Regions from separate parts of the Homo sapiens genome. Here region 1 is linked to region 2. A link is a loop called in an ENCODE intact Hi-C map of the cell type or tissue named here. Cell type or tissue: mammary epithelial cell. All regions are shown on one strand. Links, peaks and the distances in the headings refer to the core of each region. The heading gives the core; the rest is flanking DNA. Region 1 overlaps SLIT3 (slit guidance ligand 3). Region 2 overlaps SLIT3 (slit guidance ligand 3).

What was found. Hi-C counts contacts between places; a loop is a spot of excess contacts. Peaks named below come from ENCODE experiments on the same cell type or tissue, not always from the same donor. Only the 100,000 strongest peaks of a DNase experiment are listed, where the experiment ranks them.
Region 1: it touches region 2 in a loop (8-fold over the local background); 1 of 110 quality-filtered maps calls a loop at or near these places.

The regions. Positions count from the first base shown.
Region 1 is chr5:169,163,378-169,166,294 of GRCh38, forward strand. The region is part of intron 4 of SLIT3 (slit guidance ligand 3); the gene reads right to left. Among named protein-coding and RNA genes, the nearest start is that of MIR585, 99 kb to the right of the region's middle. RefSeq lists enhancers at 435-1,301, 1,302-2,166. In mammary epithelial cell, for the core only: a CTCF peak has its summit at 1,314; DNase peaks (open chromatin) are centred at 1,284 and 1,874; H3K27ac peaks cover 2,500 bases.
Region 2 is chr5:169,266,463-169,269,379 of GRCh38, forward strand. The region is part of intron 1 of SLIT3 (slit guidance ligand 3); the gene reads right to left. Among named protein-coding and RNA genes, the nearest start is that of MIR585, 4.2 kb to the left of the region's middle. In mammary epithelial cell, for the core only: no CTCF peak of the experiment used is centred there; a DNase peak (open chromatin) is centred at 1,789.

The DNA of each region.
Region 1 (2,917 bases), core at 206-2,705, 100 kb before region 2:
CTTTGAACGTGCAGACTCCAATGCATGAAGCCCAGGTTGAACTGGGAAATCCAAGTTGCACTTAAGATACATGAGTACCTTAATCCCGACACAGGCTTTCTGAGCCAGGCTCTGTTTAATCAATGGGTGTTTGGAATGAGGGCTGTGGACATCATAGCGGCTCCCTTTTCCCTAGTGTCTCTCTAGAGGAACAACCAAAATGCAACTTATATGTGTGAAAAAAATGACTGAAAAATGTTTAATTTCTGATTCTCCCTGATTTCTCCTTGAGGCTGGCAACCTCACCAAAGCGATTAGACAGATAGCATGAGCTATCAGCCCAGATAAAATCTGGATATTTTATCATTGCAGAGAGCATATCGGGAAATACTAAGGAAGTTCAGGAACTATCTAGTGTCATTCTACTGGACAACGGAAGGAAGGGTGACGTGACCACTCCTGCGCTCTTCCAATCTTACCACTTTCAGGCTAGTTTTTCTATAAAACTCACCAAGGCAAATTCCTCAAACTTTTGCCCCATTCGTTCCTTTGGGCCTGGGCAGAGGTGATGCTTGCGGGCCCCCAGTGAGAATGTCCATGGGGCAGAGGGCAGAGTGCAAAGGGGAGACCATGAAAGACAGGCAGTGGGCCCATCTCCCAGTGAGCTATGACAGACTCCAACCCCACACTCACCCCAGTGATTTATGTTCTGGAAGGATGTTCGCAAATCAACATGTTTTGTCTGCTCCTTTTCAAAGTCAGGGGAAAGCAACCCAAGACATCTAAACATAACCACACATTCGAAAGTCTGGTCAATTGTTTTAGAATTTCCATTGCAGGGCCTCTAAGTACCATCCTCGGACTCCCCATCAAGACCAGTAAATACAAGCCAATGGGAGGGAAAATGGGATCTTAAATATTTCCGGCTAATTCAATTCCCTCGGAGAAAGCTTTCCTTCCCAAGGTCCCATTCTAGCACAACGGGTTGGGAGTCTCAGGACCGCAGCCCCTTTTCCTGAAGAAGCAGCAGAGTCTGTGGTTCCATTTTACTCAACTGTTTTAAGTAGAAATTATCCTTGAGGCTTCAGGGTGTGCTTCCACTCTGGGTGGGATGGTGAAGGGAGTGATTTGTCTACCACATTACTCAGCCCCAAAGTATATATGCACTGGGGTAAACTTGGCCTTCTACATTTTCCCATTCTCTCCGGGCTGTTCTGTCATCTCTATGAGTCAGCCTCATCCTGGGCCTTCCCCGCCAGACCCTCCAGGCCCTGGCAGTTGTTTGGTTTGGGGCAATGACAGTGCCCTTTCCTGCTGGTATGTGGAGCTATTGTTCTCTAGGTCCATGGCTGCTTTTATCTCCAGCATTCCTACAAGCAGGATTAACAGATCTGGGCCTGTCTCAATGGGCTGCTTTCCACTTCAATTAAACTGCAAGCCAACAACACGCCCTGTTCCCAGGCTTCCCAGGCAAGGCTGCCCTGCTGGGGTGGCATGCCAAGGTTTCGGGACAAAGATGGGGGCAGGCTCACTGCGTGAGCCACAGAAGATACCCTGCCGTTGGATGCCTGGGCTTCAGGCCCAGCAAGCAGCTTATTGCTGTGCCAATCTGGGGAGCCAGACCTAGATTTCCTCATCTTTCAAACAGTAATGATAATGCATGACCTCCCGGACTCTAGGGAGGGATAAGGGAGCCAACATATATAGGCAAAACAACTAGCAGAGTGCCTGGCACATAGTAGGTGCTCAGGAAATGCTAGATCCCTTGCCTTTGCTAGGGGAGGGGGTAACTAAAGGCACCTGCCTTGCTACCCAACAGGGATGTTGGAAGAAACAAGTGATGCAATTTACACAAAAGTATGAGAAACCTCAGAAGGGCTGCATGCATAAGAGAATTTTTATAATCCAGGTGTGTGTGATGAGTCTTAACTTGTGCCTAGGCCAACCTAAAAGAGAGATCCTATTGTATGCAGTCTGCTAATAGAATCAGAAGAGGCTTCTGTATCCTTCCTTTCTGCGTATCTTGAAAATGCTTTCAGAAAGCCAGAAGTAGGGGGAGTGACAGCAACAACTTCACTGCCTAATCTGCTAAATATGAAGATAGCTAATATTTATTGAGCACATACTATGCATCTTGCACTATTCTAAGTGCGTTACATTTATTGTGATCACATTTCATCCATACAACCCTATTTTTTCACGGATTCATTCATTTGACAAATTCGTTCATTCAATATTTCCCCAAATATGCATATGGCTCCTTCCCTCACCTTCTTCAAGTCTTCTTCAAGTCCTTACTCAAGTGTCACCTTCTTATTAAAGCCTTCCTTGGCTACCTTATCTAAAATTCACTCCACCCTTCCACCCCCAAAGACAATTGCTTTGTGTAATTTTTCTCCTTAGCATGTATCACTGTCCAACATACCAGTTGCTTTATGTGTTTACCTTGTCTATCAAGTGCACCCCCACTAGAATGGGAGTCCCATTAGAATATGAGCCCTCTAAGGAGAGGCATTTTGCTCTTTCATTCCCAGCTATGTCCCCAGCACCTAGAATGAAATAGTTTCTGAGTGCCTAGCTCTGAATGAGTGCTTAGCAGATATTTGTTGATGGGATGAAACCTAAGAGGTAGGCACTATTCATATCATCATGCCTATCTTACACATAAAGAAACAGAAACAGGGAGGTTAAATAACTTGCCCAAGGTCACACAGTAAAGATCAAAGCCAGGATTTGACTCCAGAAACCAAGCACTACATTCTTTCACCTTTCCATCTAAGACTAACGCTACTAATTTTTTTCTCCTCCTCCTCTTCTGGGGTCACTGCCTTTGTTTTTTAGCCGTCTTTGCCATGGAGACCAAAGACTCCCCCCAAAGTTCTTGTTCATGCTGGGCTAGAGAATCGTTTGCTGACACATGTTCTTAATGAGAAAAGGG
Region 2 (2,917 bases), core at 266-2,765:
AAACATCCTGCAAGCATGACACTCTCCTTCCCTTTCTTGTCTTCATGGCATGTAGAGATCATGTGTCATAAATGGAGGGGTCCCCCAGAGGAAAGCAGCCTGGGTTCCTAAGTGACAATATGGATCATAAGCCACCTACCACCACCCAGACCAGCTCTACTGGACTGGGTGGGTGGGAGGAAGAGGAAGAAATACAGCTTTATATTGTTTTGTTACTGATATATCTGGGCTTATTTGTTGCTGCAGCTTAGCCTTGTCTATGCTAACTGATACACCTAGCAATACGGCATAGTAGGAAAGAATGGCCCAAGTTAAGCATCCATGATCTTCATCCATGATAATCCAGAGCATGACTTTGTAAAATTTTCCTTCCTCATCTTTAAAAGGAGGAAAATAAACTGATCCCCTAGGGTCACAATAATTCTCACTGGCTTTGGATCCTAACACATATTACCTTAAGCAATGTTTTTAAGAAGGCCACTTAACTCCGGTCAATAGAGGTACAAATGCTGCACCCAACCAACATTAAGGTCCAAATAACTTTCTGCTATTTACTATGCAGGAGCCAATCTACAATGAGTGTTTACCATGTGCCAAGGACTATGCTAAACACTTCACATTTGGGGCCTTTTTTAATCCTCACAACCAGCCTATGAGGTTGATGCTACTTATTAGTCCCATTTTATGATTGAACAAATAGAGGCACAGGGAGATTAAGACACCTGTCTATGGTCACAAGCTGAGAAGTACCAAATGAACAAGGATTAGTGGCTGAAAATTTAGCAATCAACTTGCAGCAAGTAAATATAGAGTCCTAAAGGGTGAAAGAGAAATTGAAATGACCTGGTCAGAGAATTTTAGTAACATACTCAAAAAGTTTAGCTAAACTAATAAGCTCCAACTTACTGGGCTCCAGGGCCATATCTGATTTATGTTTGAATCCCTAAGGCTCAGCACAATACCTGGCACATGAAAGGCACAAATCAATATCTGTTGAATGACTGATGTTAACTTGAGCTCTTTATTGACAGTTTTAACTGAGTTACATTTGCCCTTAATTGACAATGGCTTGAGATCTAAAGTTGATGTACTTCACTTATACCAGTAAATCTGGGTATCAGTTAGAATTGGAATGACCATATGATTATCCAAACTTGAATACTTTTGTGAGTTAAAGGGGAAGTCATTAATAATTATACCACAGAAACAGGCAAAGATCAGATCAACACAAATGGTCATTCCCAGCTTGAGCCACAAAATATCGGCAACAGGAGTGGGTGACAATGGAAATACTCATATGGGGCCTGGTTGCCCACCATGTCTTTGTTCTTAAGGAGACCTTCTTCCTGTCCACTTGGGCTGAAGACCACTTCTAAGTCTATGGCTATTTGCAGGACACATCTTGGTTAAGTGTCATTTTCTGAATGGTGCCCACCTCCCAAGTCCAACCAGTCACAGAGCACATACACTATTAACTTTTAACATAGGTGCAGTAATCACTTTAAGAAAACGAAGGAACAGCCCAAGGAATGCAATGATTGCTGCAGGAATATAAACATGGACTGCATTGGAACAGGCTACATACTTTGTATAAACACTAATAAAGTGAGTTCAGGCTGAGCTGTGACTTTAAAGGAAATTCTTCCCCATAAACATGTCCTGCCATGCCCTAATAACTCTTTAATTTGATGCACATTTGGGAAGGATGATGCGAAGTAATCACAGAATAACGTTAAGGTCTGTTGCGAAGGAGGAGTGGCGGAGGGGGGAATGTGATGCAACTTGGTGCTAACACCATGCACCAGAGAGTTAGCTTCATTGCTCATTTCACACATGGAGGGAATTTGCCGAGTGACACGCAGGAAATCAGAGACAGGTCTCTGCAGGTTCGACCCAAGGAAATTCTGAATGTCATCTGATGGCACCACATAAGACTCCCAGTCATTTTCCTGCCTGTCTTTCCTTGCTGGAGACAGCAGAAGTGGCCCTCACTTGCAGGCGGAACTCTCCAATTTCCAGATCAAGGCTCTTCCAATTTGAATGAGATATAAACTCCTTGAAAGCAGAGAACCTTTCTTACACATCTGGGCATCACCCACAGAGCAGACACAGCCCCCATATCCATGAGAGAAGGCAACAGGGCACGGAGTTGAGGAACACTGGACAGCAGCTGTAGCATCAGGCCTCCAGTCCCAGTTTCATTACTACTCGTGTGTTTTGGGCAAACCACCCTTATCTGCAAAATGGGTTAGCAGCACTTGCAGAACCTCAGAGGGTTTTTGAGATGCTCAAGTGAGCCAATGCAAGACAAAGCATTTTATAAATTTTTTAAAAAGTTGTACTGCTGGAAAACTATAAAAATAACAATTAATAATGGTTTTCCCACGTATTGATTTATCATGTCATATCAGGCACTGTTCATCTCCCCTGAAATATTACAGGAATCCTATAAGGGGGACACTCTTATTATCACCATCATCGTATGTTATTATGAAAGCCAAAAATAGTATTTATGGGAAAGTGAGGTCCAGAGAGGTTAAATAACTTGCCCCAATTCACACATCTTCAAAGTATTATCCACGGAGTAATGATTCTGGAGGACAGGCCTGGATGGTCTGAGCTCCCTGCTCTTTGCTCTAAACTCTCAGGGACTTGAAGGTGCCCAGCTTGTCTCCTTTATTAGCCTGTAAGCAATAAGGGCAAGGGCTGTGGGGGTTCACCTTCATGTCTCCAGGACCCAGGGAAGAACTAGGGAGGTAAACCCTTTGGATCCAATGACTGCAGGTCCTCCCTCTCCTTAACCACTCTGACTTATATACCAACTCTTGTTGACTCCACGCAACCGGCCTTGGCCCAAGACACAGCTGATGCTGTCTTTGGCCAGGTGCTTAGCACTGGGCTCCTCCACTCTCTATGG